Regions from separate parts of the Homo sapiens genome. Here all the other regions are linked to region 1. Evidence: chromatin loops called from intact Hi-C (ENCODE). Cell type or tissue: sigmoid colon. All regions are shown on one strand. Region 1 overlaps LRIG1 (leucine rich repeats and immunoglobulin like domains 1). Region 2 overlaps LOC105377141 (a long non-coding RNA gene). Region 3 overlaps LOC105377142 (a long non-coding RNA gene). Region 4 has its middle 190 kb from the start of LRIG1.

Region 1 (8,000 bases):
TCTACCCAGATCTCATCTTGAATTGTAACTCCTACAATTCCCATGTGTCATGGGAGGGACCCAGTGGCAGGTGATTGAATTATGAGGGTGGGTCCTTCCTGTGCTGTTCTCATAATAGTGAATGAGTCTCACAAGATCTGATGGTTTTAAAAACTGGAGTTTCCCTGCACAAACTCTCTTTTTGCCTGCTGCCATCCATGTAAGATGTGATTTGTTCCTCCTCGCCTTCTGCCATGATTGTGAGGCCTCTCCAGCCAGGTGGAACTGTGTGTCCAATTAAATCTCTTTCTTTTGTAAATTGCCCAGTCTTTGTGTCTTTATCAGCAGCGTGAAAAATAACTAAGACAGTAAATTGGTACCAGTAGAGTGGGACATTGCTGAAAACATACCTGAAAATGTGGAAGTGACTTTGGAACTGGATAACAGGCAGAGGTTGGAGCACTTTGGAGGGCTCAGAAGGCAGGAAGATGTGGGAAAGTTTGGAACTTCCTAGAGACTTGTTGAATGGCTTTGACAAGAATGCTGATAGTGACATGAACAATAATGTCCAGGCTGAGGTGGTCTCAGATGGAAATGAGGAATTGTTGGGAACTAGAGCAAAGGTGACTCTTGTTATGCTTTAGCAAAGAGACTGGCAGCATTTTGCCCCTGCCCTAGAGATTTGTGGAACTTTGAACTTGAGAGAGATGATTTAGGGTATCTGATGGAATAAATTTCTAAGCAGTAAAGCATTAAAGATGTGACTTGGGTGCTGTTAAAGGCATTCAGTTTCAAAAGGGAAACAGAACATAAAAGTTTGGAAAATTTGCAGCCTGACAATGCAATAGAAAAGAAAATCCCATTTTCTGAGGAGAAATTCAAGCTGGCTGCAGGAATTTGCATAAGTAATGAGGAGCTGAATGTTAATCACCAAGACAATGGGGAATATGTCTCCAGGGCATGTCAGAGATGTTTGCGGCAGCCCCTCCCATCACAGGCCTGGAGGCCTAGGAGGAAAAAGTGGTTTCGTGGGGCAGGCTCAGGGTCCCTGTGCTGTGTGCAGCCTAGAGACATGGTGTCCTGTGTTCCAGCTGCTCCAGCTGTAGCTGAAAGGGGCAACATAGAGCACGGACCATGGCTTCAAAGGGTGGAAGCCCCAAGTCTTGGCAGCTTCCATGTGGTGCTGAGCCTGCAGGTATGCAGAAGTCAACAGTTGAGGTTTGGGAACCTCTGCCTAGATTTCAGAGCATGTATGGAAATGCCTGGATGCCCAGGTAGAAGTTTGCTGCAGGGGCGGGGCCCTCATGAAGAACCTCTGCTAGGGCAGTGTGGAAGGGAAATATGGTGTGGCCCTCATGAAGAATGTCTGCTAGGGCAGTGTGGGATCCCCCACACAGAGTCCCTACTGCGGCACTGCCTAGGGAAGCTGTGAGAAGAGGGCCACTGTCCTCTAGACCCCAGAATGGTAGATCCACTGACAGCTTGCACCGGGCACCTGGAAAAGCCGCAGACACTCAACGCCAGCCTGTGAAAGCAGCTGGGAGGGAGGCTATACCCTGCAAAGCCATAGGGGTGGAGCTTTCCCAAGACCATGGGAACCCACGTCTTGCATCAGCGTGATCTGGATGTGAGACATGACTGCCCCGCTGGATTTTGGACTTGCATGGAGCCTGTAGCCCCTTTGTTTTGGTCAATTTCTCCCAGTTGGAATGGCTATATTTACCCAATACTGATACCCCTATTGTATCTATGAAGTAACTAGCTTGCTTTTGATTTTACAGGTTCATAGGCAGAGGGACTTGCATTGTCTCAGAAGAGACTTTGGACTGTGGACTTTTGAGTTAATGCTGAAATGAGTTAAGACTTTGGGGGACTGTTGGGAAGGCATGATTGGTTTTGAAATGTGAGGATGTGAGATTTGGGAGGGGCCAGGGGCAGAATGATATGGTTTGGCTGTGTCCCCACCCAAATCTCATCTTGAATTGACTCCCACAATTCCTATGTGTCATAGGAGGGTCCCAGTGGGAGGTGATTGAGTTATGGGGGCAGGTTTTTCCTATGCTGTTCTCATGATAGTGAATGAGTCTCATAAGACCTGATGGTTTTAAAAACAGGAGTTTCCCTGCACAAGCCCTTTTTTTTGCCTGCTGCCATCCATGTAAGACATACTTGCTCTTCTTTGCCTTCTGCCATGATTGTGAGGCCTCCCCAGCCACGTGGAACTGTGAGTCCAATTAAACCTCTTTCTTTCATAAATTGCCCAGTCTCAGGTATGTCTTTATCAGCAGCATGAAAATGGACTAATACACCGTTAAACAACAGATCTTCCTTCTGCGGTCTCCCCGGTCCCTGGACACCACCATTCTACTTTCTGTTTCAGTGGATCTGACTACTCTAGCTACCTCACATAAGTGGACCATACAGCATTTGTCTTTTTGTGACAGGCATCTTTCACTTGGCATCATGTCCGCAATGCTCATCCATTCAGTAGCACGTGTTAGAATTTCTTTTCTTTTTAAGGCTGAGTAATATCTCATTGCATGTATATACAACATTGATGGACATTTGGGCTGTTCCACCTTTGGCTGTGGTGAGTGATGCTTCTATGAATGTGAGGATACACATGTCTCTTTGAGGTCTGCTTTCAGTTATTTAGATATGCAGAAGTGGAATTGTGGGATCATATGGTGTGCCTCTGTTTAATTTTTTGAGGAATCTCCATAATGTCTTCTTCTGCAGGTGCACCACCGTTTTACATTTCTACCACTGGCATACAGGGTTTCACTCTCTCCACATCCTCACCCACACTTGTTATTTTCTGTTTGTTTTTTTGTTTTGTTTTGTTTTAATAGTGGCCATCCTAGTGGGTGTGAGGTGACTTCTCATTGTGGTTGTGGTTTACATTTCCCTAATGAATGGTGATGTTGATCATCTTCTCATGTGCTTCTTGGCCATTTGTGTGTTTTCTTTGGAACAATGTTCAATTCTTGGCTCATTTTAAAAATCAGGTTGGTTGTTTTTTGTTGTTGTTGTAGAGGTTCTTTATATCTGGATATTAGCCCCTTATCAGAAATGTGATTTGCATATATTTTCTCTTATTCCGTGGGATGCCTGAAGTGACTTATTTTTAGCGGGTCTCTCTGGCTGCTGGGTTGGGAATAGACTGTAAGTGGGCAAGGATGGAAGGGAAGGTCTAGTCAGTAGCCCATGGGCATGGTTATCTTCCATTTCCAAGCTAGAACATTTTGAATCATTATTGATGCCCCTAGTTGTCATCTCCAGCCCCCACCAGGGCAGGGTGTTTCAAGGTAGGATGCTGAAGTTGGGAGGAGACAGGTGGGGAGAGGCCAGCAGCTTTGATCAGAGGGTGGAGCTGGTAGGGTGGGTAGGACCTAATCAGAGGGTCTCTTGTGCCTGTCTCTGTATTGCCGCCATCTCTCTCCTGGCCCACTGTGGCATCCATTCCCAACTTGTTAGCTTGGGCTGCGAGGCATTTGCTGTTGTGGTCCTGCCCACCCTACTAGCTCTGCAATCTGATCCAAGCTCCTGGCTTCTGCCTACCTGTCTCCTCCTGGCCTCAGCATCCTACCCTCAGACATTCGCCCTGGCACCTTGTGCACTCCCTTGCTCCTCTCACAGACCCTGCCACTGTGGCCCTCACTCCCACACACCCTTGTCTCCCATCTCCACGGCTGCCTCTTCTGCCAAATGGGGAACTTTCCCAGCGGGTGAAAGAGACTTGTCTTCTGCACAGGGTCCTTTATGCAGAGTGGGGCCCGGATTGTGTTTGATTCAGCGAATGAAAAGACTGACAAGGAGCAAAAGGTACCGGACCACAGACAAAGACTGAGGAGACAGAGGAGGAGGTGGGGAGAGGACAGAACTGGCGTGGGAGAGATGTTGGGCCTGCAGCTGTCCCACGGCTTCGCAATGTAAGGCCTCACCCCCTCTTTGTGCCTTTCTGGGCCGGTGGCGCCCGGCCCTTCTGTCCAGCACAGACCCTTTTCCTGGCGCCCTGATACCACATTCACAGTTCCCGGATAAGACTCAGCTCTGTCGCCTTTATTTCTTGTTTCTTTTCTTCCCATACTTTACATAATAAAGGTTTTCTTTTCTTTTTTCCTTTGGAGCCAGAAAACTGAGGAGACTATCTTTATTAAAGAACTTAATAAAGAACTCAAAGGAAGTGGCTTTGGGGGCTGGGGAGGAGAGGAAGGGAAAGGGTCCTTTCATGCCGGGGAGGTTCTGTGTGCAGAGTTGCACCCTTGGAAATGGACTTTCGAGTTCAGGGCCTGGGAGACGCATGAAAAAAACAAAGGAGTCCACGAGAAGCCCCAGAGCTTCTGGGAAAGAGGTCCTTGTTTATGCCTGTTGGAACTGATTCGGTCAAGTGTTTGTTTAAAGGAGATGCCACTTGGTAAGCGACGCCTGGCTTACTTGTGTTGTGTTCAAGAATGCTTTGATTGGCCAGAGATGCTGACACTGTTTATTCAGAACTGGCTCGAGTGCCAGTGCCTGCAACCTAGAGGCCCAGCGCCACCACCCAGCAGATTCCTAAGTGTCTAATATTGGAGTGAGGGCTGCAGTGGTTTGACTCTGCCAGGCGGCGCCAAACCCACAACAGGGCGGTTAGCTACCTCTAGCCTTGGCTAGCATTCGTCTTTCTCTTGACTTATAACTGTTGCTTGTTTATATAGTGGGTTTGACAGAAAGTAGATTAAAGGTGCGCACAGGCCAGCTGTGGTGGCTCACGCCTGTAATCCCAACATTTTGGGAGGCCAAGGCGGGTGGATCATGAGGTCAGGAGATCGAGACCATCCTGGCCAACACGGTGAAACCTTGTCTCTACTAAAAAAAATTAAAAAATTAGCTGGGTGTGGTGGCACGTGCCTGTAATCCCAGCGATCTGGGAGGCTGAGGCAGAAGAATCGCTTGAACCCAGGAGGCGGAGGTTGCAGTGAGCCAAGATGGCGCCACTGCACTCCAGCCTGGCGACAGAGCGAGACTCTGTCTCAAAAACAAAAACAAAAACAAAACAAAAAAAAAACACAAGTTACAGTGGAACATTCCTGTCTTGGGAGGTGGTGACCACTAAACATTTACCTTCAGATTTGCCACATGCTTTATGTGGTTTTAGGCTGGATCGTCCCTATCCCTGAAGTGATGGGTTGTGGCCCCATCTTCCAAATGAGAAAACCGAGGCACAATGCTTAATATTAATGGTAGAGTCGGGAGGTTCAGGGAACTCAATTTCAGTTAGACTCAGCAGTGAGCTCCTCTTTCCCATTTTACATTGTCAGGATTTTGTCGTAATCTTTTTTTTTTTTTCTTTTTCTTTTTGTTTAAATCCTCTGTGTCTGGTATATGGTAGGTGTTGGTAAAATGTGAGGTGTGTAATGATGTGTTAAACTGGATTAAAGTGAACTCTGGGCTGTGGTGCCTATGGCTCTTGTAAGTTATGAGGCTGGACTAGGTCTGAGGATGATGGGTGAGAGTTGGACTGGAGCTGTCTGGCTGCACAGGACAGGGCACATCCTTTATGGTGAGTGCATCCGTGGATTCTGGTCAGGTCATGCTGGTCTCACATGGTCTTCAGTGTCACTGCTGTGTTGTTGCCCTTGGAGAGGGAAGCCTAGGGATAGAACTTTGATAAACTTGTCCCAGATTGAAAATCCAATATTCTCCTAGCATCTGGCCAGCAGGTAATAACTTGATGGGAAAAGAAACAGGAGATCTCATTTTTAAGAGCGTCACTGCATTGTAGTTATATTGGTGGGGGGTGGGGTGCAGGAATACTAGTTTCTTGTAGTTACTTTGCAAAAAGAGATGCTCAAGTCACCTCCCTTGTTGTGTTTCAGGCAGCACAACAAGATTCGCAGCGTGGAGGGGAGCCAGCTGAAGGCCTACCTTTCCTTAGAAGTGTTAGATCTGAGTTTGAACAACATCACGGAAGTGCGGAACACCTGCTTTCCACACGGACCGCCTATAAAGGAGCTGTAAGTGCCTCTGTTCTGCCACCTGTGGCTGGCCCGCTGTGTCCAGCCAGCTAACAGCTTCACCGGCACCCAGTTCTGGATGCAGGAGGGATGCTTCCTTCCCTTCTCAACCACGGCTGGGCCGAGTCAGTGGGGATGGTTCAGACCTTCCCTGAGCAGGGCAGGGGCGAGCCCCATGCATAGAGCACGTCCAGATCCTGCAGCATTATCCTGACATTACAGACAGACAAGGGACAGAGGCAGGAAGGACTCAGCACTCCAAGACGAGAGTCTAGGACTCAAGAACAGATCGATCTTGACCACAAAGCCTGCTTTTTTTCCCATTTCCTTGGCTGCCTCTCAGAAATGCTTCCAGAGGAGATTCAGGGAGGATGGTTAGAGGATTCACATTGGAAGCCTGTCTAACAGGGCTTAGCTTATCAGTGCTTATCTTTCTAGTGTCATGCACTGTAAAACAAGTCATTGGGTTTGTTTGGGGGAGGGCAGTTACTCTATTATGTGGGTTTTCAGCACCTTTTAGATTTGTCTGTTTCTCTTACCCATATTAATGTCCCATCTCACACACAATGGATGGTAGACAGGAAGGAAAAAAAGTTAAAACCTACTTAATCAACTACTTGTTGGTAGGAAAAGTGTTACTCTGGGAAAGAAACTGCAACCCCAGGCTAAAGAGACGTTTTCCAATTCCAGGTGAGTTTTCATTCCGTGTGTCATTACTGTTCCAGAGTTAACTTTGGAACGCATTCGCAAGGCTGGTTTAGGGGTCATTGTGACCCATCTTTTCAGGGAGGGTGAGGTTTGGCACATGGATTTTCCAAGTAAATACTGCAAGAAGAAGAGTGATTTCTTTCTTAGCCTGCATTAGGGCGCCAGAGTTGGGAACAGGAGGCCTTGGCTTTTGTGAAGCCTCCAGTGTGGGCCCTCAAAAGGTGTCCACGTGACACCACTTTGCTTGGGACAGAGAAACCATAACTGCTACACTAAGTTGCTCTGACCTCTCCCTGCACAAAAGTGGGAGGGACTTTCTATTTTGGCAGCTATTGGGTGATATATCTTCATCACACAGGCTGTTCTTTAATCTGAGGTGTTGAGAACAAACAGTCCAGCCCCATTTGCAAAGAATCCTTATGTGCCTTGTCCTAGGCCACTATCTGCTGGAGAGACAAAAAGTGCCTTGCTCCCTTCCACCCTCTGTGGCAGAAAATCCTCTCTGGTCTTTCTCCTTTTCACTTAGGCCAGAAAAAGCAGCATTTGTTTGGGGAAGGCAGAGGAGAGGTGTTGGAAACCACTTCTCACAGGAATGCCATATTGTTCTTCCTTGTACTTTCTTTTCTTTTTTATTACTTGATATAATTTGCATACAGCAAGATGCACAGATCTGAGCTGCAGACTTCTGTGCCTTTTGAGAAGCGGTGTCTGCCTTTTTGTATTGTCACGGGAGATGCCCCGACTTAATCACGCTGTAAGTGTAGGTACCATGACATATTGCTTGTTTTACGAAGGGATTCTGCACAGGTCTCTTCAGCTAGAGTGTTTCTTTGAGGCATTTACAATTACAGAAATGAATTGGTTTATACATATGTGTTATGTAGTTCATATAGCAAGACCCACCTCAAAACTAAAGGCTATTTCTCTAAATTATTAAATTAACACTGACCTTGCCTTTCAGTTGATTTTCTGCTTTCTAGGAGTTTTCACGTCAACCTTGGGCACTGGGTGGTGAGAAGAGTCCTGCAGGTGGCTCCTGACGCAGGGCTGGTGTGTCAGTGGGCATGGGGGTGTTTGACTTTCACTCCCACCCTCTTGGGGTGGCCCAGCAGCTTCAAGGACAGTATGCTTTCGACTAAATCGGCCTTGCCCTCAGGGCTTAGGTGCACAGTCCTAACACCTGCATCTCTCTAGCTCCCCATCCAAAGCCTGTGGCTGATAAACATCTCACTGGAAACCTGTCCCTCTGGTGTCTTAACTCATCTTCCCAACTCAGACCCAGAGAGGTCTGGTGTCTATAATGAAATGAGGAAGGCC
Region 2 (8,000 bases), 190 kb before region 1:
GAGGATCACCTGAGTCCAGGTGGTTCAGGCTGCAGTGAGCCATGATCACACTACTGCACTCCAGCCTGGATAACCGAGTGAGGCCTCGTCTCAAAAAAAAAAAGGAAGAAAAATGAACATAATAATAATAGATCTATAATAATAAATTCAGACTGGATTATATTCCTCTTTATACAAATGCAGTCTTCAGTGTAATTTTTAAGTTTTTTTTTAAATAAAGGAAGGGGCTTATGAAGACGTGAGGTCCTTGGGCCCTTGAAAGTCACATGCAGCCCTGCCTGGTGTTGATGGTATTTCCTCAGTCTGCTCTGTCTTTGAGAGTCTAAGTATAAAACAAGCAATGCCGAGGAGATAAGGCATGTCCTTGGTTTGGCAATCCCCTTGTCCACCTGAGTACTAGCCTACTAGGACTCTGCTCTTTTGCTACTGGAGCTGTGTGGGTTGGAGTCTCCATCGAGTGTCACCTTTTCCCATTCCAAGCAGCACCAGCAATTCCGCCAGGTTTGCCCAGGACTTTCCCAGTTTGGGCACTGGAAGTGTCATGTCCTAGAAAACCTGTCAGTCCTGGGCAAACCAGGATAGTTTATCACCTTGTATCCAACGTCAAAACATCTAGGAACCTGCTGTGGTATAAATGGGATTGTCTGCCCTGGGTTCCTCGCTGAGCCTCATCTTCAGAGGGAAAAAATGCAAACCCACAAAGTCACCAGGAGCACTGAGCATGATCCACTGTGGCCAAACGCACAAAGTGAGCTCTCTCCATCTTAATTTGGCTGCTCTAATACAGAAAACAATAAAAATTAAAAGGCCTATACCCTCAATGACAAGATGAGCCCTGATAAGTTTTTCGTTTACTAAAATATTATGTACACACTGGTCTTTTTTTTTTTTTTTTTTTTTTTTTTTTTTTTTTTTTGCTTCGTATAATACAGAAAGATTTAAATACAGAAAAAGGAAAAATTTCTTCTACCCCCCATGTCAACTCCTAGGCCTTCTTTGCAAAAGTAGCCAGTGTTAACACTTTCTTATAGATCCCTTCTCCAAAAAGATTCTAAGTCACTAATGTTGTTAGCCTAATTCCAGAGTCCTCATTTCTAATTACGTAGCATCCTAGCTTGACAGTGCACTGTTGCACATATTTCTTAATGGCTGGGTACTTCAGTTTCTCTGTCTGAAGACAAGAATAATGACTGGACTTAGCCAATGAGTGACGGTCCATGTGAAATGCTTAGTACTTGGCACATACTCAGTTCTCCTCAAATGCTGTTGATTGTAGTCAGTAACAGTAATGTAGTAATTGCCATCATCGTTGTTGTTGCCTCTGTTTCTCTCTTACCCTCCCCTCACACTAGGTTACTAGTGGCCTAAGAAAGTAGAATGGGGCCAGTTTCAGTGGCTCATGCCTGTAATCCTGGTGCTTTGGGAGGCCAAGGTGGGAGGATTGCTTGAGCCCAGGAGTTCAAGACCAGCCTGGGAAACATAGGGAGACCCCGTGTCTACAAAAACTAAAGTTAGCCAGGCATGGTGGCATATGCCTGTAGTCCCAGCTACTTGACAGGCTGAGGCAGGAGACTGGGAGGTTGAGGTTGCAGTGAGCCATGATCATGCTACTGCACTCCAGCCTGGGCAACAAAGTGAGACCCTGAAAGAAAGAAAGAAAGAAAGAAAGAAAGAAAGAAAGAAAGAAAGAAAGAAAGAAAGAAAGGAAGGAAGGAGAGAGAGAGAGGGAGGGAGAGAGGGAGGGAGAGAGGGAGGGAGGGAGGAAGGAAGGAAAGAGAGAGAGAAAGGAAGGAAGGAAAGAAAGAGAAAGAGAGAGAAAAGGAAGGAAGGAAAGAGAAAGAGAGAAAGGAAGGAAAGAAAGAGAAAGAGAAAGAAAGAAAAGGAAGGAAGGAAAGAGAGAAAGGAAGGAAGGAAAGAAAGAGAAAGAAAGAAAAGAAGGAAGGAAGGAAGGTAGGTCGGTTGGTCTGGAACAGGGCACCAGTTAGCCTGTCTGGCACGTGAATATGGGTGAGAAGTAATAGGGATTCATGCCTAATCATTTTCCAGGAGAGCAGTGAGCCCACCATCTCTCAGTGTGTCCTTGGAGAGCCTGGGACCTAAAGGCATATGGCTTCTTTTAGACCTGTGTTGTTCAATACAGTAGTCACTAGGCACATGTGAGCTATTTAAATTTTACTTTAATTTAATTTAAAATTCAGTCCTTCACACTAGCCACAATTCAAATACTTGGTAGCTACATGTGGCTAGTGGCTACCATATTGGACAACACAGATACAAGACATTTCCATTATTGCAGAAAGTTCAACTGGGCAATGCTGCTCTAGAGCCTTCCCGCATCCTAGCACTTAAAGATCCACCCTGCTCTGAGTGGTCAGTTGAAGCCTTATCTCCTTCAACTGCATTGCTTCAGCCCTCCATCTAAAGGCTTCTACCCCAAGCTCATGGATGGTCTTCACGGGTTTTGTAAATGGAGGAGTAAATAATACACTCTTAGCCATACTTCAGTCCTTCTTGGCGCACAAGCAGACAGCATACGTTCCTACTTAGCTTCTTGCTTCTTCCAGGCTGTAGCAATCATTTCTACTTAGCACAGAGCCCACCTGCAACCTCCAGCTCCAAGAAATTTCAAGCTCGTCTCCATGCATCTGGATGCCTACTTAAAGTTTTGCATTTAGGCCCCTTTACACATCCCCTGGGGTTTTGCGTGGCTTCTCTCCCCTGCCCCCTCTTCCACCTGAGGTTGTGGACTGAAACCGGGAGAGCCCTAGATTCAGACTGCAGTGCATAGGCCAGCAATCTGGGAAAGGTTCTTAATCTTTCTCTCTCATATCTGGACACTGGAAGTTCCATTGCTAAGCTTCTTCCTTTCTTCCTACTTTCCTTCCTCTCTTCTTGAATTCAATGTTTATTAAGTACCTCTGCTAGACATTATTGTTTTGTTTTGTTTTGTTTTAAGACAGAGTCTCACTCTGTCGCCCAGGCTGGAGTGCAGTGGCACAATCTCAACTCACTGCAACCTCTGCCTCCCAGATTCAAGCAATTCTCCTGCCTCAGCCTCCTGAGTAGCTGGGATTATAGGCGTGCACCACCACGCCCAGCTAATTTTTGTATTTTCAGTAGAGATGGGGTTTCACTATGTTGGCCAGGCTGGTCTCAAACTCCTGACCACAAGTTATCTGACCGCCTTGGCCTCTCAAACGCTGGGATTATAAGCATGAACCACCCCGCCTGGCCTAGACATTATAGTTTAAAAAATAAAAAGACTTAGTCTTTACACTCAGAGAGCTTACAGTCTAGGAGCAAAGAGTAAACAAAAAATCATGATGATTATGATAATAATAAGAGTTTACACTACTGAAAGCTTGCTATATGCCAGACTGTGTTAAACGCTTTAAAATATTTATTTACATATATGTTAAACTTTTTAATCTTCACCATAACCCCATCAGGCAGATACTATTATTATCTCCATTGTACAGGTAAGAAAACTGAGGCACAAGAGAGGTTAAATAGTGTGACTAAGGTCACACAACAAAAGTGGTAGAACCAGAATTTGGACAAAACAGCCTGACTCAAGCCAGGTGCGGTGGCTCACACCTGTAATCCCAACACTTCAGGAGGCCAAGGCAGGTGGCCTCCCAAAGGAGGCCTGAGGAGTTTGAGACCAGCCCAACACAGTGAAACCCCGTCTCTACTAAAAATACAAAACTTAGCTGGGTGTGGTGGTGCACGCCTGTAGTCCCAGCTACCAGGGAGGAGGCTGAGGCTGGAGGATCACTTGAACCCAGGGGGCAGAGGTTGCAGTAAGCCAAGATTGTGCCACTGCACTCCTGCCTGGGCAACAGTGAGACTTCGTCTCAAAAAAACAAAACAAAACAAAACAAAACAAAAAACCTGGCTCAAAACCTAGGCTTTAACCGTTATAATCTACTGCCCTTTATTATAGACCAGTGGCTCCCATCCGTGACCAGTGTTGCACCCCCAAGGAACATTTGGTCATGTCTGAAGATATTTTTGGTTGTCACAATTGAGGGGAAAGAGGTGCTAATGGCATTTGGTGGGGAGAGAGCAGAGATGCTGCTAAGCGGCCTGCTGTGCGGAGTTCAGCCCCTCACAGCAGAGACTCATCCTGCCTAAAATGTCAAAAGTGCTGAGGTTGAGAAGTCCCAACACAGACTAATCATCAAATATAAAAGACTTGATAAAAGGCTGTATGCGTACATTCTTCAACAAAGAATTCAGAAATTGATACCGCCATTATTATTGTTATAATTTTCACTGGTTTCATTCTTTAAAAACGATGTCATTTTCAAGCATTTCCCTCAAGTGTAACCCGATGCCCCAAATCCAAGCTCCCCAATACTGTTCCTTCAATTTGAGACTTTGAGGGGGAAAGGAAGATGGATGGGCTGCTGGTCACCCCTCTTCACTCCCACCAACCAGCCCCCACTGGGAGGCCACAGACCCCAAGCCCCAGGCTTCCATGCACATCCTCCTGCCCCTGTAATCACTGGGTCTCCCAGGTGCCCTTCTGTATACTACTGTAGGAAATAATTATCCTCCCTGGACACATGCCAGTTAAATTCTCCCATGGTTGCTTGTTAGCAAGAGAGTGCGGGCAGGCAGGCTGGTTGGCAAACATTTCCTGTTCATCTCATCCAGGCTCCTGCGTCATCCAAAAGTGAAGCTTTTTCTCAGGATGCCCACAGCTGCACTCCCAGCCCAGCCAGCCAAACATTCCTGGCCCCCCGCAGAGGCTGATCATCTCATGAAGAAAAGGGGAAGAGCCCTTTTTCTAAGAGAAAAGGTTTTCAAAAAAGGTTTTCAAAAAAAAAAAAAAGGTTTCCCACTTTTGGAGAGGCCTTGTCTGAAGGTCCTGCTCCCTGGCACTGAGAAATCTCCCATCCAGAGAGTTCTATTTGGCTGTTGGCTCCATGCCAGGGAATGGCAGCTAAAGCTACTGGATCCATCCAGAATAATAATAAGGGACAAGACCCTTGAGACTACACCAGCCAACATTTCTCAAAGCATATTTCATGGAACACCTACTCCAGGGTACCTTGAAAGATGTTAGGGATAAAAAAATGTTCGCGGGCAGTGAAGTCTGGGAAAGCCTGAGCTGAAGAAAGCTGGATGGACAGGTTAGTTTGCAACAGGACTACTGAGAGCCTTGACTGTGTTGGTGTGTATCGTGAATGTCTGAGAGAAGAACAAGCATATAGTGTTTCCCCAAATTATTTGACATTGTAACTTAATTTAGATTCTCCCAAAAGCAGAGACAAAAGCTTGGTATCAAGTGTAGTTTATTTGGGAGTTGATTCCAGTGATCAGAAATGAGGGGGTGGAAAGTATGAAAAGAAAAAGCAAAAGGCAATAAAAGTGCATAATGGGCTGGTTTCCACGGTGATCAAGTAGAAATCAGTATTGCTGGAAAATCTAAGAAGGACCATATAAAAAATACGTAAAAATTGTGCCACTAAAAGGCGAAGCAACCAGGGCTTACATTCTCTGTTGGTTATAGGTTGCCCCTAAGAAGTTAAGTGCCCTGCACTTCCTGGGTTACAGCTACATGCTATGGTTTGAGTGTCCCCTCCCAAACTCGTGTTGGAATTTAATTGCTATTTTAAAGTTTTAAGAGGTGATTAGGTCATGAGGGCTATACCCTCATTAATGGATTAATGCCATTATTGCAGAAGTGAGTGAGTTATTACAGGAGTGGGTTCCTGATTAAAGAATTAGTTTGTCTTCCTTCCGATATCTCATGCACTTGTTCGCCTTTCTGCCTTCTGCCATGAGGTAATGCAGCACAGAGGCCCTCACCATTTGCCAGTCCCATGCTCTTGGACTTCCCAGCCTTCAGAACCATGAGGCAAAGAAATTTATATCCTTCATAAATTACCCAGTCTATGGTATTCTGTTATAGCAGCAGAAAACAGGCTAAGACACTGGTGGAGCTGCTCTCCATGTCTTTGGAGAAAGCTCTGAGGCAGCAAAGAGATGCCAAAAGAAGCATTTGACAAAGAACTCTGGGAACATGCATGGAACTTTCCACATGGCTACACTGAAATAATGTAAACCAGAGGGATGTGGTATGGAACACAATTCTTCTCACCACAAAAGCCTTTATTTTCCCAGAACATATCAGAATTATAGCTCTTCTTAGAACACATAGAAGAAAAAGTTACTCTAACCAACCTGACCTTCTTATTTTATAGATGAGGGACAGACGTTTAGAGGGAGCATGACTTACCCAAGGTACAACACAATATTCCAAGAGGGGTGCACTGTGTTTTAAATTCCTCTTCTGTAAAATGGCACTTATTACAATATTTACCTCCACAGTGAGTTAGTACACCGTGTGCTTAGAACAGTATCTGGCATGTAGTAAGGGTTCAATAAAATGTACTTGTTATTTGCCTAAAAATGAGAGCGATTGCACACACGTGAACTGCTACCACAATGCCAAGTTCACACCATGTTCATAGAAAGACATAGCCCTTCAGTTCAAGTAGGTTACATTCTTAAAATGAACAGGGGCATGGTTCATTTATTCAACAAATATATTTGAACACTTGCACCGTGCTGGATGATGAGGGTATAATAATGAGTAAAATAGAAGTGATCCCTTCCTTTATGGAGCATATAGCCTGGTTCAGAAGACAGAAATAAAACAGATAACCTGGTAACTAATTAATTACTTCAAATGTGATGATGATTTTGAAAGAAAATTATATATGCTATAATATATATGCTATATATGTGGCCTCTTAGCGGAAATAATCTCTCTTTTGCTCTATGTACACACATAAATATCAGCCCTGCTGCACCCACTGGGGCTGCTAGGGAGGTACATAGAGAACCAATAAATGAAGAGACTGAGGCTATGTCTCCACAATGCCCACAGTCCCAAGTCAATTTAGAAAGAAAAATAATTAAGTTTCTTATCTGACATTATTGCCAACCCCCATCTACCAACATGTATCCAAGAGAGGGTCACTTGTATTTTTCCCATGTTTTGAACAATGTCCTTGGGCAAAATAACAGAAGACCCTGATGAAAAAAAAAAAAATGTTGGTTCTGGCATAAAAATGTTTAACCTTATGATTATATTAGCCACTATTTGTTAAACATCAACCCAAGTGCCATTTTGTAGGGTACTTTATATGTTATTCATTTAATATTCAAGAAGTATTTATCAAGTACCTACTGTGTGTAAGGCTCTGTTCTAGGCACTGGGCATGGCTCTGAATAACACAGGCAAAAATCTCAACCCTCTTGGGACTCACAGTCTAGATGGGGGAGAGAGAGACTACACGTAACAAGTAAGTAAATTAGATGGTATGTTAGCATATCAGGTAGCCTGTGCTATATAGCGAACCACCCCAAATTTCAGTGGCTTAAAACAATAATCATTTATTTAGCTCCTGATTCTGTAAATCAGTGATTTAGGCTGGACAGTTCTTCTGGTCTCAGCTGGGTTTGCTCCCAGGTCTGGAAGGCAGCTGGCAAAGTTGCAACTGAGGGCTCATACATCTGGGGTCAGCTAGACAAAACTAGGCCATTCTGGTCCATGTCTCTCTCCTATCCCTCCAGCCAGCTAGCCCAGTCATGTTCCCATGGTCAGACAGGGACAAAGGCAAACAACCCAATCCTGCAAGAAGGCAAACGGAAATGTACACATGCTTTTCAAGTGTTTGCTTACATCATGGTTGCTAACATCTCATTGGCCAAAGAAAGTCACATGATGGAGTCCAGCTCCAGAGAGGCAATAGTCTATAAAGTTACAGGACAAAAGATGCAGTTACAGGGAAGCCATTAGTTGGGACCATTAAAGAAATCACTTTGCCACAGATAGAAAATAAATGCTACAAGCATAAAGCAGGCTTATGGAGATGGAGAGGGTTGAGGCTTAGAAATTTTAAATAGGAGGGTCGGGGATCCCTCTCTAGGAAGATGACATTTGAAAAGCATTTGGTTTTCTTCACGTATTACTATATACT
Region 3 (8,000 bases), 290 kb before region 1:
CTTTGTATTCTCCTACAACTTTTTAAAGTTCTTATAATGAGCCTATGAATGTGTATGACATTTGAAAAATAGACTTTTTAAAGAGCAGTTTTAGGTTCACAGCAAGATTAAGCAGAGGGTAGAGAGAGTTCCCATATACCCTCTACCAAACTGCCCCATGCACAGCCTCCGCCACCGCCAGTATTCCCATTGGAGTGGTACATCTGTTTCAATCAATGAACCTACATTGACACATCATTATCACTTAAAGTCCATAGTTTACATCAGGGTCCACTCTTGGTGTTGTGCATTCTATCAGCATGTATTATTTTTAAAATATACGTTTTTAAAGGTTTTAAAGAATGGATTAATAAAATGGTCTCAGTTATTAATGAGAATTGGATGTTTAGGATATCATCTTCACTGACCCCAATCTTCCTAGGACCCTTAAATGAGGATGACTGCCTAGAAGGGAGAGTGCAGGTTTAACTTGCTGCAGCAATATTTTATTTCTGCGTCTTCTCCCTGCCTTTGGGTTGCCTGGGAAGCTGAAATAAGCAGCTACTCCCCATCTCTTTCTTAACCTATATCCCCGCAGATCAAAAGAAGCTGAACTTGGAGTTGTGGTTTTAAGGGCTCAGGAGATAAGAAAGAGCCCATGATGAGACAGAAAGAGATGTCCTGTGGAAAATCTCTAGGATAAAACTTCAAAGTGAGGGACAAGCTTCTCTCTATGTGCCATGCTGTTTGTGTTTGTATTTCAGTAGTTCTTCATCTAGCCTTCTTTGTCTTCATCAGTGGGGAAATGAGGAGGATGGTTTCAACATGGAGGCCCTAAATTCAAGATTCCAGAGAGCAAATACAGGCCATATTGTCCTGATAGTCCCAAGATCTCACATAAAGCCTGGCCTTTAGTCAGCACTCAATAAATGGGTGAATGAATGAGAAAACAGGCAACAGGGATAACAGGACAGGAGGGGCTTTATAGAAAAGCTATCAACAAGCTTTAGGTAAGAGTCAATTAATAAACATTCCTTGTCTTAAAAAATGTTTGCTTGTGTGTATGTGTGTGTGTGTGTGTGTGTGTGTGTGTTTAGAGAGAAGGTGTTGCTCTTTAGCCTAGGCTAGAGTGCAGGGGCATGATCATAGCTCACTGCAGCCTTGAATTCCTGGGCTCAAGCAATCCTCCTGCGTCAGCCTCCCAAGTAGTTTGGACTACAGGTGCACTCCTCCATGCCTGGCTTGTTATTGTTATTATCATTATTTGTAGCAACAGGTTCTCCCTATGTAGCCTAGGCTGGTCTCAAACTCCCAAGCTGAAGCAATCCTCCCACCTAAGCTTCCTGAGTAGCTAGGACTAAGGCACATGCCACCACATCTGGCTAGTTTTTCAGTTTTTTGTAGAGACAGGATCTCGCTATGTTGCCCAGGCTAGTCTCCAATGCCTGAGATGAAGCAATCCTCCTGCCTCAGCCTCCCTAAGTACGTTTGTGTTCTTAAAGGTAACTTTGACTATGCCTCACCTTCTCATTCAGATCTAGCTTATTCCTTTATAGTGCTTCTCCAGTGAAAATGAAATTTAATTTATTCTTTCTTCTATATTCTACCATCACCTTCCAAATGTCCACCATCTTCATTTTCATTTGAAATAACAACAAAAATAATTGGTCATTGCATACTAGTTAAGATTAGGTAAACCAACTTTCATTAGTAATAGGGTTCTGTACCTACTGGACTATAAGAAATGTAGAGAAATCCACCATTTCTGTAGGTAATGATCACAGAGAACTCTGTAGTCCTTATTTCCATGCCTTTCTTGGGAAGAATAGCAGAGTAGAAAGAGTATAGGTTTGGACCCTCTATCTTAATCGCTGTGTGTCCTTAGGTAAATTACTGGAACTCTGAGCATCACTTTACTCATTTGTAAAAGCGTAAAAATAACTCTATTGGATTGTGAGGATTATAGTAAATGTGTATCTGGAAACTGCTGTTTAAATGATTATCTTTCACTAAGGTCTTATTACCAGAACAGCGAAAAGGATCCCATTTTTCAGTTTTTGCATTGCAGTAACTGAAGAGAGAATGATCAAATGCTTTGGTCCCTCTTTCAAAATATTTATTTTACATGAAAAAAAAAATCAGGGCTAGGTTTTAAGAAAGTCCTAGGAGGTCTAAATGCTTGGATCCGTTGAACTCAGTGAGAGACACCTGGCTCCACATTTTTACACAGGGAGGTAACTCTTCAAACAAAAAGGCATACCACCTGCTGGTTGCTTTATTGAGAAACTGAGAATTATGTAACTCGGAATCACAAACAATCTGCATGTGAAATGAGGAGGCATACAAGGGACAAGTTTAATCAAGTTTATGGGCATTTTGAGATCTGTAACCACAAAGCAAGCACAGGTGAAGAAATCTTCAGTTATAAGGCTGCCGTATGCCAAATCAAGCCTCAATGCAAACATGAATTGATCTGATTATTTATCCAGCTCTGGCATGAGACAACAAAAGGGCAGTGGTCTGGGAAGCCTAGAGTAAAAATACTTTGACCGTTCAGTATTTCACTTATGGAAAGTTATCTCAGATCATTAGCTTAGTAGCCCTATTGCAGAAAGAGAGAACAATAACATATTGGGGTTGATGATGTAATGATATGAACTGTGGACTGCTTTTCATTGGTAGGGAAAGCAGGTGTATAAACATCAATATACCAAGCTAAATGTGAGGACTGTTTTATTTTATTTTGTTTTATTTATTTATTTATTTATTTATTTTTTGAGACAGAGTCTTGCTCTGTCGCCCAGGCTGGAGTACAGTGGCACAATCTCGACTCACTTCCACCTCTGCCTCCCAGGTTCAAGCGATTCTCCTGCCTCAGCCTCCCGAGTAGCTGGGATTACAGGCATACACCACCATGCCCGGCTAATTTTTTGTATTTAGTAGAGACGGGGTTTCACCATGTTGGTCAGGCTGGTCTTGAACTCATGACCTCAGTGAGAGACTCACTGATCTCAGGTGACCCACCCACCTCGGCATCCCAAAGTGAGGGAGGCATGAGCCACCGTGTCCAGACTTGTTTTCTTTTAAAGAATCTCATTTGGCATGAGAGGATCTTTGCTTTGGACCAAAATCAGTAAATTTCTATAGAAGTCCAGAGAGTAAATGTTTTTGGCTCTGCAGGTCATATGGTCTCTGTCACAACTATTCAAGTCTGCTGTGGCAGCACAAAAGCAGCCATAGACAATTTATAAACAAATGAACATGACTGCCTTCCGATAAAACTTTATTTACAAAAATGGGTTGTGGGCCAGTCTTGGTCCATGAGCCATAGTTTGCTGACCCTTGCTTTAGACCAATGTACTCTGTATCTTTGTCACCCCAGATTCCAGACTATTTATACTGCCAGCTGACATCGTATGAACTTAAGTTTGTCTTTGCAGTAGAATGGATTTGTGTTGTGTGTTTTAAACCTGTGATTTAGTCCAGGAAATATTCCTACCATGAAAACATCACAGTAAGACTATATCTTCCCTTCCAGCCTTACAATTTTTCCCTTAGGTGATTTTCAGGATGTCGCTGTAAACTGCCTAGTTCAACTTGTGTCTCTAGTTTTAATTCCATCTTTCAACAATTTCTCCAAGCACCAATAAATCTTCATCCTTCACACAACAGAAAGGTCTCTATTTCTGTTTTTTCTTTTTTTCCAAACACACTAGATAAGCAAAGACAAATGTGTTGAAGGCTCTGTGTTATTGATGTACACTACAGAGTGCCTTGCCAATCATAGATGTTCAATAAATATTACATGAATGAAAAAGTGAGCAAGAGAAGAATGGAGGAAAGAAAGGAAGGGATGGAAGGAAGGAGGGAAATGATTATCAAATATTGAGTCAGTGAGTCAATGTGTTTGCCACATCAATAGAGCTGGTACTTTTGGAAGAAGAGCTATAGTCACGGGCTTTCTAAGTACATGTTTTGTTTAAAAGACTCATCGATGAGGAAAGAGTAGTCCTTCATTTATTCAACAAATATTGATTAAGGATTATCTACATGCCATGCTTTAGGGTTACAGTGGTAGACAAAATCCTTGGGCTCCACGAGCTCCACGAGCTCACATTCTATTGGCAGGGGCAGATTGTAAATAAACAAATCTATATATGTATACACACACACACACACACACACACACACACATATATATATATCTATATATATATTTTTTTGAGATGGAGTCTCGCTCTGTCGCACAGACTGGAGTGCAGTGGCACAATGTCGGCTCACTGCAAGCTCCGCCTGCCGGGTTCACACCATTCTCTTGCCTCAGCCTCCTGGTAGCTGGGACTACAGGTGCCCACAACCACGCCCGGCTAATTTTTTGTATTTTTATTAGAGACAGGGTTTCACAGTGTTAGCCAGGATGGTCTTGATCTCCTGACCTCGTGATCCGCCTGCCTCGGCCTCCCAAAGTGCTGGGATTACAGATGTGAGCCACCGCGCCCGGCCACAAGCCAATATATATTAAGATTCCAAGGGATTGGCTTCTAGACTCGCTCTGCAACAGTCAGCACTTGGGATTGTTGCCCTCAGCAACTGTTCGTTGAAGGAATGATCGAAGTCTGCGAGTCTGTTCTGCTCTGCCTCCATTTCCCACCTGCAGAATAGATCTGCACGATGGTCTCTGGGTAGAGTTAAGAGCAGAGGAAAAATGAGAACCAGGATATATTTCAGGCACTGTGAGTAGCTCTCTTGCTCCAGCATCAGGCTGGGGGATAGGAGGTGCCTCTTTTAAACAATTTGAAGTTTCCCAGTCTGGTGGCTGGCAGGGAATCCACTGTAAAACATTGGTGGTAGCTTCAGTAACTAGAACCAGTAGGCTGTCCTTGACAACTTGATGTTCATGCCATCTCTGGGCCATATCAGTAACAGCACCACAAACATGGCTGGTGCCCATGGCAATGACAGTCTTGGGAACGTCTGCTTTTTCTCCCTCCAACCCCCATGCTACACTCCCAGAGCCTAGGCTCCTGAGGGGATAAACAGAAAAAGGAATTTGCAGCCAACACAGAGAGAAACAATGAGGATGCTAGCTGCTGCAGCAGCCAGACGAGCCACTGCTTGTCTAGACAAAGTTGTTCTCTGCAAAGTTTCAGTGTCAGGAGGCAGGCAGAGGAGACCTGGGAGCAGACCTCATCCTGACCTCCTCGGTGGCACAGGGACAGCATGCATGTCACTCCAGGAAAGCCAAGCTATTCCAGGAGCAGAGAATTATTTCAGGGATGCATCTAAAGCATCAGATATTTGTGAGCTATCTAGTATATGACCAAAAAGTGGCTGTGAAAAGGGAGAAGCCAACACAGCCATGTCCTCTCCAGAGAAGAAGACACAGTTTAGGGGAGCAAACACGGGTCCTGTCATTTTCTGCTAATAATCATATATCGCCCCTATACAGAGCTCTGTGCATTCCAAAATACCCTCATTTTTAAAAATAGTTTGTTGAGCACTTTCTGTCTGTCAAGTGATGTGCTAGGCTTTTCATACCTATTATTTAATCCACTTAACTACCCTGTAAAAGGTAGTTATCATTAAATCCATTTTTCACATAAGAAAACTGAGGCTCAGGGAAGTTAAATAAAGTTGTCAAGGGTCACAGAGATAGAAGGTAATGGAACTGGGATTTAAACCAAACCATCTGATTTCCTCATATGATACTATCTTTAATTTATTCATTATTTCATGTATTCCTCACCACAAGCTGTAAGATAAACAGATGGGGAATTATTTTCCTGATTTTATAGCCTAGGACTGGGCTGTCCAGTACAGTAGCCACTAGTCACATGGGTCTATTCAAATTTAAAAATTGATTAAATTAAAATAAAAATTTAAAATAAGTTCCTTAGCAGCCATTAATTCAAGCACTTAGTAGTCACCTGCGACTAGAGGTTACCATATTGGACAATGCAAATAATAAATGTTTCCATCACTGCAGAAGTTCTAGTGATCCACACTGGCCCAAGTTTCCATCCAATCGTTTTTGAGGATTCTCTACTAGGCACTGTGCTAGAAGGTACAATGATGAGAAGGGCATCATCATTTCCTTAAGAAGGTCACAAATCTTGGGGGTCATGATTGATTACATAACTTGCTGGAGGTATAGACAGGGACCACACCCCTATTCACCTCCATCTCCACCATGACATTGACATTCTGGTCTCTTACGTGGAGATGGGAAAATAGAATGAAGTCTCTCAAATATTGGGTCTTTCTAGATACGCTCTTGCACCAACATTCAGGCTTGTGGTAAACTGGGTTGTTCTCTGAGAAAATGTGTATGGGAGACAGAAATAAAAATAAAGAGGAAAGAGTTTGTCTAGGGAGAATCACATTAAGGTGGTCAAATAGAGATCGCATGTGCCTGCTGTTGAAAAAGAGCATTCTTATGTATCCATTGAGCTCACGAAGACATAATCCCAGCTCTTTTTTTGGGTCCAGTCACTGATTTGGGCAAATATTCTTGAAAGATAAATCAGAAACATGCAACCTTCCCCCAAAACAAACACTTATGAAGCTAAATACAGCTCTATGGTAAGAATAGTAGAGAAAGTAGATTTAACAACATAAATCCTTAGTTCAAATTCCAGCTACATCTTTTCCTAGCTGTGCAACTTTAGGCAAGTTACTACACGTCTCTACGTTTCAATGTCACCATCCATAAAGTGGAAGTGATAATAGTCCTTGTGTCTTACGTTTCTTGTGAGAATCAAATATGGGATTTATGTGAATTGTACAGCACTCACACATGCCACGAATAAAAATTGTAGTTTTGGATAGCTAAAAACCATTTTACCCATGTATATGAACAGATCTGATTTTTCTAGACCAGTAAGTGTTAAATTGGTTTTATGGTGGTTTTTTTTTTTTCGTTTGTTTTTTGAGACGGAGTCTTGTTCTGTCACCCAGGCTGGAGTGCAGTGACGTGATCTCGGCTCACTGCAAGCTCCGCCTCCCAGGTTCAAGCGATTCTCCTGCCTCAGCCTCGAGAGTAGCTGGGATTACAGGCGCATGCCACCACGCCCAGCTAATTTTGTATTTTTAGTAGAGACAGGGTTTCACCATGTTGGCCAGGCTGGTCTCGAACTCCTGACCTCATGATCCACCCATCTCGGCCTCCCAAAGTGCTGGTATTATAGGCGTGAGCCACTGCTCCTGGTCTTCTTTTGATTTTTTTTTTTTTTTTTTTTGCAGAGATGTCTTTATGAGAAAAATATCAAAATAGCCTTTTGAATATTGTGAGCCTTACAAAAATGTCTATGAGTTCTTCACAAATGGTGGCTTGTGACCCAAAAGGTCTATTCAAGCTATTCTCAGAAATAATATGGAAATTAAGGTAATTTAGCTTTGATGATCTAATCTCTTACCAGGTTTGCATCTCAGACACACCTTGTATTTTGTTATATGTTAAGCCTGTGTTAAAGAAAAAAAATTCAATCCCCCAAATTAGTTCTTCCAGGTGTTTCTAAAAAATAGTTTCCATATGACAGCAGCTCTTGTCAATATCCTGCTGAAAAATGAAACATTAAAAAAAGAAACTTAATACAGCTCTGACTTTGTCTAGGGACTCCTTCAGTTTCCTGTCTCCAGTGATATCATTTTAAACATTTGCTTTCTTCAAATGGCTTATGTGTGCTCTATAACTCTATTTGTGATGTGTCTTGGCGTGTTGCTGTGGAAATACTAAATAATTCCACATGCGTATGTGTTTGCCTCTCCACGTATATTCTGGGATTTACTTGAGACCTGTGATTGTGTCTCCTTCTCCTCTTCTTAATTCTCTCTTCCTTACTCTTTCTTCCCTAGGACTGCCTCAAGACAGTGTCCAACAAACAAGTACTCAATCACTCTTGACTGATTGATTGGTTTTCTAATTTTTTTAAAAAAATTACTTGGATGTATTGACTAGTATGCACCATGCATAGAATGAAGTGCTTTATATGTGTTCCTTCTGGGGTCTTCACAACAGCCCT
Region 4 (8,000 bases), 270 kb before region 1:
GATTCTCAGACTTTGCATAGGAGGTAGAACTCCTTAGAAATAGGAGGAGAAATGATGAGAGATGGGGAGTTAAAATCGTACAATTTGATGAATAAGAGAAATGTTGCTTTAGATGAAGGAAGACGTAGCAATTCTACCTTCATTCCACAATGATTCACTAAACACTTTCTGTGGATCAGATACTGTGTTAAGACCTGGAGATAAGGTGAACAAATGCAGCACAGCCCCTGACTTGACACATTTTAGTTTAAAGGAAAACTGAGAGTTTGTGACAGAAAGTCAAAGCTACCCGTGCGCAATTTTTTGTGCTCTATGTACAAACCACTTTGCCCATTTCCATAAAGTGGGGTATAAAGGTGAAGCCTTGTGTGCATCTTTGTCTTTTCATGAATACATGAGGACATTTTTCTTCCCCGCTCACTCCTCCCAGAAGGGGCACTGGCTTTCTGTTCCTACTAATGATTCTGCAGGCGCCTCCCTCTTCTTGGGGAAATTCAGACTCCTTCTGTTTTGTGACCAGGCAGCTCTGTGGGTCCCACAGTGTGATATACTAACCTTATCCTGGGCTCCAGCTGCAACATGCATCCTCTGATCCTGACCCTCCCAGATCACACCGGGGTTGCCAGAAACCACTGGTCCCCATTGTGTGTCATTCCCCCAAAGTTAACTTTGTCATTCCACAAATGCTGCCAGAGGCCATGTCTGAAGACTATGCTGAAACAGCTCATCCAGAAGGAATATTCGGTCAATTCTTTGTCAGAAAGCCAAGAAATAAGACATTTATTTGATCGAATTCATGGAAACGTTGGTCTGTTTGATTTTTAGCAGAATTTCGTCTGGTTAGCTCATGTATATAGGCACAGTTCTTATGTCCTAGGATTACAGAGCCCATGGTGTCAAAAGCCACCACAACAAAAATGTATCTGTTTCCTCTCCCAAGATTTTCATCCTATCTCCATAACCATCCTGGAAAGCACTTGAGGGAAAGAACTATGCCATATTTTCCATTGCACAGAGTAGGTGTTGAATATTTGTGTCAGGCAGGGTCTTGCCAAGAAAGAGATGGCCTACTCACACTGAATAAGTTGAGAGTTTCACTATCCCTAGGCCTGAAAAGACATGAGAAGGAAGTGGAACTGAGACAGGGAAGGCGATAGAAACGGGAGAGAGAGTGAGAGAGAGAGAGAGAGAGAGAGAGAGAGATATTTTACCCACCATGTCCCAAATCCATAGAGAAAGAGATGAGAAAAATCCCCGACCTCACTGTCCACCTCCCCTCCGATCATCTTCCTGGGTTCCCCAGTGGCTGAAATCCCCTGGAAGCCAGAGGGCACAGGAGCCTGTTGAAGTGACCCATATGTGTCAGCCTCTCAGGACACGGAAAAATCTAAAAGGATGGAAAGTAGAACAAGCAAGAAAGACAGACAGAAGATATCCAGCCCAGTACTGTTTTTTGTTAGTTTCAGGTTTTCTTTTCTTTTCTTTTTTCTTTTTTTTTTTTTTTTTTTTTTTTGAGACAGGGTCTCACTGTGTCCCTTAGGCTGGAGTGCAGTGGTGTAATCTTGGCTCACTGCAACCTCCACCTCCCAGGCTCAAGTGATGCTCCCACCTCAGCCTCCTGAGTAGCCAGAACTACAGACGTACGCTACCATGCCCGGCTAATTTTTGTCTTTTTGTAGAGACGGGGTTCTGCCATGTTGCCCAGGCGCGTGTGTGTGTGTGCGCGCGCGCGTGTGTGTCGTTTAGATTGGATCTCACTCTATTACCCAGGCTGGTCTCAAACTCCTGGACTCAAGCAATCCTCCTGCCTCAGCCTCCCAAAGTGCTGGGATTATAGGTGTGAGTTATTCCACCTGGCCCCTACACTGTTTTAACCTATTTCCAGAAAAGGTTGATTGTATGCCCTTTCTGTGTCTGTGTCTTACTTTCCAAGTTAAGGAGTCATGTGGAATCACAGAGGCTTGAGCTTAGGAGAACTCTGAAAGCACCAACCCCTCTAGGATGCATAAAGCTTCTCTCAAGTATCCTCAGCAAGTGGCCCTCCAGCCTCCTTTCGAATGCCTCTGTTGATAGGGACATCACTACATATGAAGGCATTTGAGGGCACTTCTAATTAGAAGCCTTCACAAACCAGCTCCCTTGAATTTCCTAGTTTTATTCCTGGAGGTCACCAAAACAATTCCAAATCTCCAACTCCCCTTCACAAGCATGCTTGAGCCTGAAAACTTTCCATTTTGTGCATGGATAATCACTTTCTTAACAGGAAGGAGAGGAGAGGCTACAAAGCAAATAAAAGCCAATTTCCCAAGCAAAGATAGAAAAGAACCCAAGGTGTGAGGAGGAAACCACTTCTCTCCTCGCATCCCACCACAAACGCATCAAAAACACTCAGAACATGGATGCGCACGGTGGCTTACGCCTGTAATCCCAGCACTTTGGGAGGCCGAGGCGAGTGGATCACGAGGTCAGGAGATTAAGACCATCCTGGCTAACAAGGTGAAACCTCGTCTCTACTAAAAAAAAAACAAAATTAGCTGGGCGCGGTGGCGGCCGCCTGTAGTCCCAGATACTTGGGAGGCTGAGGTAGGAGAATGGGGTGAACCCGGAAGGCGCAGCTTGCAGTCAGCCGAGATGGTGCCACTGCACTCCAGCCTGGGTGACAGGCTCAAAAAAAAAAAAAAGAAAAAAGAAAAAAAACAACCTCAGAACATCCTAAAAATGAAAATGCAATGAGGAAATCCCTGAGAACTAGAGCTGGGACCCTGAAGAAAGATTTACTTATGTTTCAAAGCCACATGCTTTAGATTCAGAAGCTGACCCCGCTCCCCTCAGCAACACAAAAGAAACCAAGAGCCATGATGAGCAACAGCTAGTGTAATTAACTAAAACCTAGCGGCTAAAAATACTCTTTGCCCAGGCAGAGGACCACACCATCTTTTTTAAATCCCAGCCTGCAGAAAGCACTCCGCGTGAAAAGAGCCAGGTCATTTGCACGAATCAGTGTAAAACATAGACAGTAGTGTATTTGTTAGGCTGGTAACACATGAGAAATGGAGGAGAGATTTGTTTTCTGTAGCAGTAGACAGAGCATGCCAGCTGGCAGCGTGCCTGAAACAAATAACCAAGACACAACTAGATCTGTGTGAAACGGTGAGAAAGTTTAGAGTCAGTGGGGCAAGGAAGAGCTGGGGCTGGGGTACACTGAAGAACACCACGGACAAGCAGAGAGGACAGGGAGAAGGTTTGCAAACTCTCTTAGTGGTAAATTCACCGTGCAGGGAGAGTCACGTACAGATTAGTTTGCCAGTTCCCATCTCCCACCTGTTCTCAGCTGTCACCACATCAGCATTCCAGTTCCAGCCCTGGATCATGAGCCTCTTTCCTCTTCACTGCTTTTGAGAGTTGAAATTAAATTTGGTTGATTCCATTTCCTATGCTTCTATTTGGCAGTGGCAGACCTAGAAATACCAGAGTAGGAATATCAAGAAGTAGGTTTCAGTTGTTTCCCTGCTGTTTACTGTATAAACTCAAATGCCACAGCAACCTTCCAGAGAGGAGTTTTTTTTAGTCTAGTTATTTTTTTATCGGATAAATAGTTCTGAATTTACATTCAGTAAAATTCACTTTTTGTTTTTGCTGTACAGTTACTTCTGGGTTTTCCTAACTACCATGATGAACATGCGGAACCGTTGTCACCTCAGAACTTTCCTTTGTGCTAAAGATTTGTAGGCAGGCCTTCTCTCAGCCCAGCCCTGACCCTTGGAAACCTCTGATAGAGATTTTCTTCTTCTAAAATGTCATAGGAATGAAATCATAGAGTATAACCTTTTGAGTCTGTATTAGCCACATTTCACAAATAAGACATAACAAGCGCGGAGAAGTTTGGTAACTTGCCCAGGGCCATACAGCTAGAAAAGCAGAGCAAAAACTTAAGTGCGAGCCCACTGATTCCAAATCTTATCCTTTCACCCTAGTGCTAAGCAGAAACTCTGCCTGGCCTGAGTTTCCTCGTCTCCCTCATCCACATGTGAAAAAGGGGCCAGTGAAATCGTGAGTGCAGAACAACTTCAGGAAGTGCAAAGCCCTTTGTGCGAGGTGCATATTGCTCATTGTTTCTTCCAGTCTTTGTTGCCAGCCAACCATTTTGCAGGAAAACATTGTGCCTTCCAAATTGCCCTTCTGAACATGGTGGTGCACCTTTGAACCTGGCCGTAATCAGTCTGTTTAGAGAAATACACACACACACACACACACACACACACATACACACACACTCACCTTCTGCTAATGCAAGAAGTATCTCAGGAGGTTAAGGACCTGTCTGGACTGGAAAGATGAAGCACTGTTTTCCACAAAGTGGCAAAGCCACAGACTTATTTAATGGGATTTGAGGTTGTGCAGGGGTGTTTTGGTCATTGGAAGGGATTTTTCTATTCTCAGGACATAAAAGTAACTGCTATGAAATACAATTTTGACTTCACTATTTTGTCATAAGAAGTAAACATCATCTGCTGGCCTGATGGCTTGAAAGCCTGTCTCTAAACAGCTTCTGCCAAAGGCTTTGAAATGTTTGCTTTCAGACTGGATTCAACCACCAGGATATTTAGAGACACACATGTCATAGCCCCAAGAAGCAGATCCCTCTCTTGGTGAAGATAAATCTGCAAAGCTGTAGCTTTCTGGAAGCCACACAAATATGGATTTGGTCCCTTCCTCCACCCCTGCTCCCCATAAATGTTATGGAAAGCAAATGTCTGGCTGGGCGCGGTAGTTCACGCCTGTAATCTCAGCACTTTGGGAGGCTGAGGCCGGCAGATCACGAGGTCAGGAATTTAAGACCAGCCTGGCCAACATGGTGAAACCCCATCTCTACTAAAAATACAAAAATTATCCAGGCATGGTAGTGTGTGCCTGTAATCCCAGCTACTCAGGAGGCTGAGGCAGGGGAATCGCTTGAACCCAGGAGGCAGAGGTTGTGGTGAGCCGAGATTGGGCCTCCGTACTTCAGCCTGGGCAACAGAGTGAGACTCCGTCTCAAAAAAAAAAAAAGAGAAAAAGCAAATGTCTGCTGTTCTCTGTTGCTACTGTACATGGTGCAGTTTTAGAATTAGGCCCAGTGAAGGCTGGGGCAGGGCCTCAGAGCTCTTGCTCCACTCCAGTGCTGTCCAATGGGTGTATAATGCAAGCCACAGATGTAGTTTTCAATTTTTTTAGTAGCTGTGTTTTAAAAAGTAAAGGAAAAATTGTCATTTATGTTAATAATATATTTTATTTAAACCAGTATATCCAAAATATGTAATCAGTATACCATGATTAATGAAATGTTTTCATTTTTAAAATATTAAGTATTCAAAATCCAGCGCATCCCAACCAATCACATTTAAGGTGCTGTATGACACATAATCAGTGACTACTGTATTCAATAGCGCAACTCCAGGGGTAGAGGTAAATTCAAACCCCAATGGGGCTTCTTCATAGTAGTGTGACCTTGGACAAGTTACTTAAGCTCTCTGAACCTTGGTCTTCTCATCCAAAAAATGATAATGATGTCTACCCACAGAGGGGATGTGAGGATTAAATCAGTTAATCCAAGGAAAGTGACTGGCACATATTAGTGGTCAGTGAATGTGAGTTGTTCATAGAAGCATAATTATTATTGTTTTTACTGGCATCGTTATGACTGTTAACATTGCTACTGAGAAAGTCAGAGCTCATCTGGTCTATTGTCGGTTATCTCATGGAAATGGAAACTGGAATCAGATTCGCTACCTCCAAGGTACTAGGGGATTGGGAAAAGAAAACCAAAGGAATAAATCGTATTTTTACAACCGTTAAAAATTTAAAAATCCTTCCTCCATATTATTTCTTTAATAGTCAAAATTAACTTGGAATGTAGAAACTGTTTTGTCTTCTTTATGGTTAAGAAAAGTAAGAATCAGAAAAGTTAGGTAAGGTCTTCAGGCCAAGCACGGTGTTGCACACCTGTAATCCCAGCACTTTGGGAGGCCGAGACAGGTGGATCACTTGAGGTCAGGAGTTTGAGACCAGCCTGGCCAACATGGCGAAACCCCATCTCTACTAAAAATACAAAAATTAGCCAGGCATTGTGGTGCATGCCTGTAGTACCAGCTACTCAGGAGGCAAAGCAGGAGAATCACTTAGGCCTGGGAGGCGGAGGTTGCAGTGAGCTGAGACTGCACCACTGCACTCCAGCCTGGGTGACAGAGTGAGACTCTGCCTCAAAAAAAAAAAAAAAGAAAAGAAAAGTTAGGTAAGGTGTTCAAAGTAATTCACCCAGGCCAGGAGAGCCTGGACTTATATACAAGGCTATCATCTGCAATGCTGTTTCTCTGAGAACGTTCTCTAAACCTTCAGAGCCTGCCTGGCTGGAGTCCCGCAGACCTACATCAGAATGCTGGGTATTCTGCTCATTGTGCGTCCCAGGCGAGTTACCTGACCTTTCTGTGCCTTGCTTTCCTCATCAGTAAGGTGGTAATAATATGTGCTGTGTGGGGAGTTGGGAAGACTAAAGTGAAATGTGGTAGGTTTGCAGAGCGAGTAGCAGGGTGTGTCACAAATAGTGAACATCTACTATATGTTGGTTACCTAAACCAACACTCCTCACTGTACTCTTAAGGCATTTGTTGAGTTGATTGGATTGTTGGTGTGAGCTTTAGATAGAGACTGTCAATGGCCAGTGTTTTAAGGCTGCACTTACTTAGATCAGAAAATCTCTGAAGGTTGAGGGTGAATCCTGGCATCATGCCTTTGATGAATGTTGATTGATTTCAATGAGCACATCTGGCCTCACATGTGTTTCTTTTGCCATGAAGCTTTCCTCATCCCACAAGATCACGTAAAGAGGCCTCATCTTGAAGCCATCACTGCCATTCGGCTAGCAGACGTTATACTTAGCTCTTTAGGGAAGGCATAACGAGAAAAAAATTACTGAACATCAAGAGAAGTGTGGCCTAAAGTCTTGGCAGGGTACACATGGCTCCTTTCCATGGTACAGTTGAGGAGAATTTCACAAAAGTGTAGAGTTGTTTATAAAAATGTGGGTTGGGTTAAGGGAAACCAGCAATAGGTGGGTCGGAACGTTGTGCTTAGCTACAGAAGGGCTGTATCACCCCAAGCTCGAAGGGGAAAGGGGACGAAACCAGGAAGTTCCTGGAACTGGAGAGGATAGCTCTAGCTGTACTTGAGGGCTGCCTCACAGGAGTTGTGGCCTTCAGGAGAAAGACACCACCAAACTGCAGAGGAAGGAGCAAGGGAAATGAGCACTGCGGGCGTCGCTCTCACATTTCTTGACAATGCCTCTAATTGACTGCATTTAATGGAAAGTCAGAGGGCGAGGGAGCCCGCTGATGGAGTCTATGCCCAGAGCTGGTAAGGAATTATGGAGAGTGGATCTGGAGGGGCAAAAGGAAAATATCCAACACTAAAACACCATTTGGTTTGGGTCTCAGAGCCTTTCCTCAGTAACTGACGATCCAGCTCCTAATCTTGGGTGGTGTTTTGGAAGGGAGCATAATCAACCTGTTGCCCTTCAAGTTCTGCCCTCCTAAAAGCTAATGTGCTCACTAACCCACAAAGTCCTCTTCCTTTCCAAAGTCTGATGGAGGTGGGCATGGTATTTTAAGGTGAACAAGAGGAAAAATGTATTTCACAGAAACTGAAGTGTTGGTCAAAATGTCTTACTCCCAGGATCTGATTTTTTGAAGCTCTGCCTGATTATTGCAAGTCCTTAAGGTAAGGAAGGTGTTAAATATGAATAAAGAAGCAGCCCCAACAGAAGCAGCACTAAGGACCTATACAGCTGCATCTTTGTTTGTAAGCATGATAAGACCCTGAGAAACCAAAACAGCCCATAGATTCAGTGCTTTTAATGAGCAAGGTTAGAAAAGGAAAAGATGGGGAGGACTTGGTCCTTTGCCATATTGTAACCCTAACAGAATAAGTTCTTTTTTTTCACATATTTCAATTGACTGAATACAAAC

The links. Peaks named below come from ENCODE experiments on the same cell type or tissue, not always from the same donor. Only the 100,000 strongest peaks of a DNase experiment are listed, where the experiment ranks them.
Region 2: a loop joins it to region 1, with 2.1 times the contacts of the local background. A loop is called at or near these places in 5 of 110 quality-filtered maps.
Region 3: it touches region 1 in a loop (3-fold over the local background); 3 of 110 quality-filtered maps call a loop at or near these places.
Region 4: a loop joins it to region 1, with 3 times the contacts of the local background. A loop is called at or near these places in 3 of 110 quality-filtered maps.

What each region holds. Positions count from the first base shown.
Region 1 is chr3:66,415,104-66,423,103 of GRCh38, reverse strand. LRIG1 (leucine rich repeats and immunoglobulin like domains 1) reads left to right here. Exons shown (of 19, transcript NM_015541.3): 4 at 5,838-5,975. Among named protein-coding and RNA genes, the nearest start is that of LRIG1, 82 kb to the left of the region's middle. RefSeq lists an enhancer at 622-1,147. In sigmoid colon, a CTCF peak has its summit at 4,587; a DNase peak (open chromatin) is centred at 4,473; H3K27ac peaks cover 1,057 bases.
Region 2 is chr3:66,606,784-66,614,783 of GRCh38, reverse strand. LOC105377141 (a long non-coding RNA gene) reads right to left here. Exons shown (of 3, transcript XR_940934.2): 3 at 7,538-7,651. Among named protein-coding and RNA genes, the nearest start is that of LRIG1, 110 kb to the right of the region's middle. RefSeq lists a silencer at 1,288-1,501. In sigmoid colon, no CTCF peak of the experiment used is centred here; a DNase peak (open chromatin) is centred at 4,653.
Region 3 is chr3:66,706,768-66,714,767 of GRCh38, reverse strand. The region is part of intron 2 of LOC105377142 (a long non-coding RNA gene); the gene reads left to right. Among named protein-coding and RNA genes, the nearest start is that of LRIG1, 210 kb to the right of the region's middle. In sigmoid colon, no CTCF peak of the experiment used is centred here; a DNase peak (open chromatin) is centred at 4,907.
Region 4 is chr3:66,688,841-66,696,840 of GRCh38, reverse strand. No RefSeq gene overlaps it. Among named protein-coding and RNA genes, the nearest start is that of LRIG1, 190 kb to the right of the region's middle. RefSeq lists an enhancer at 1,805-1,974. In sigmoid colon, no CTCF peak of the experiment used is centred here; DNase peaks (open chromatin) are centred at 3,140 and 4,660; H3K27ac peaks cover 248 bases.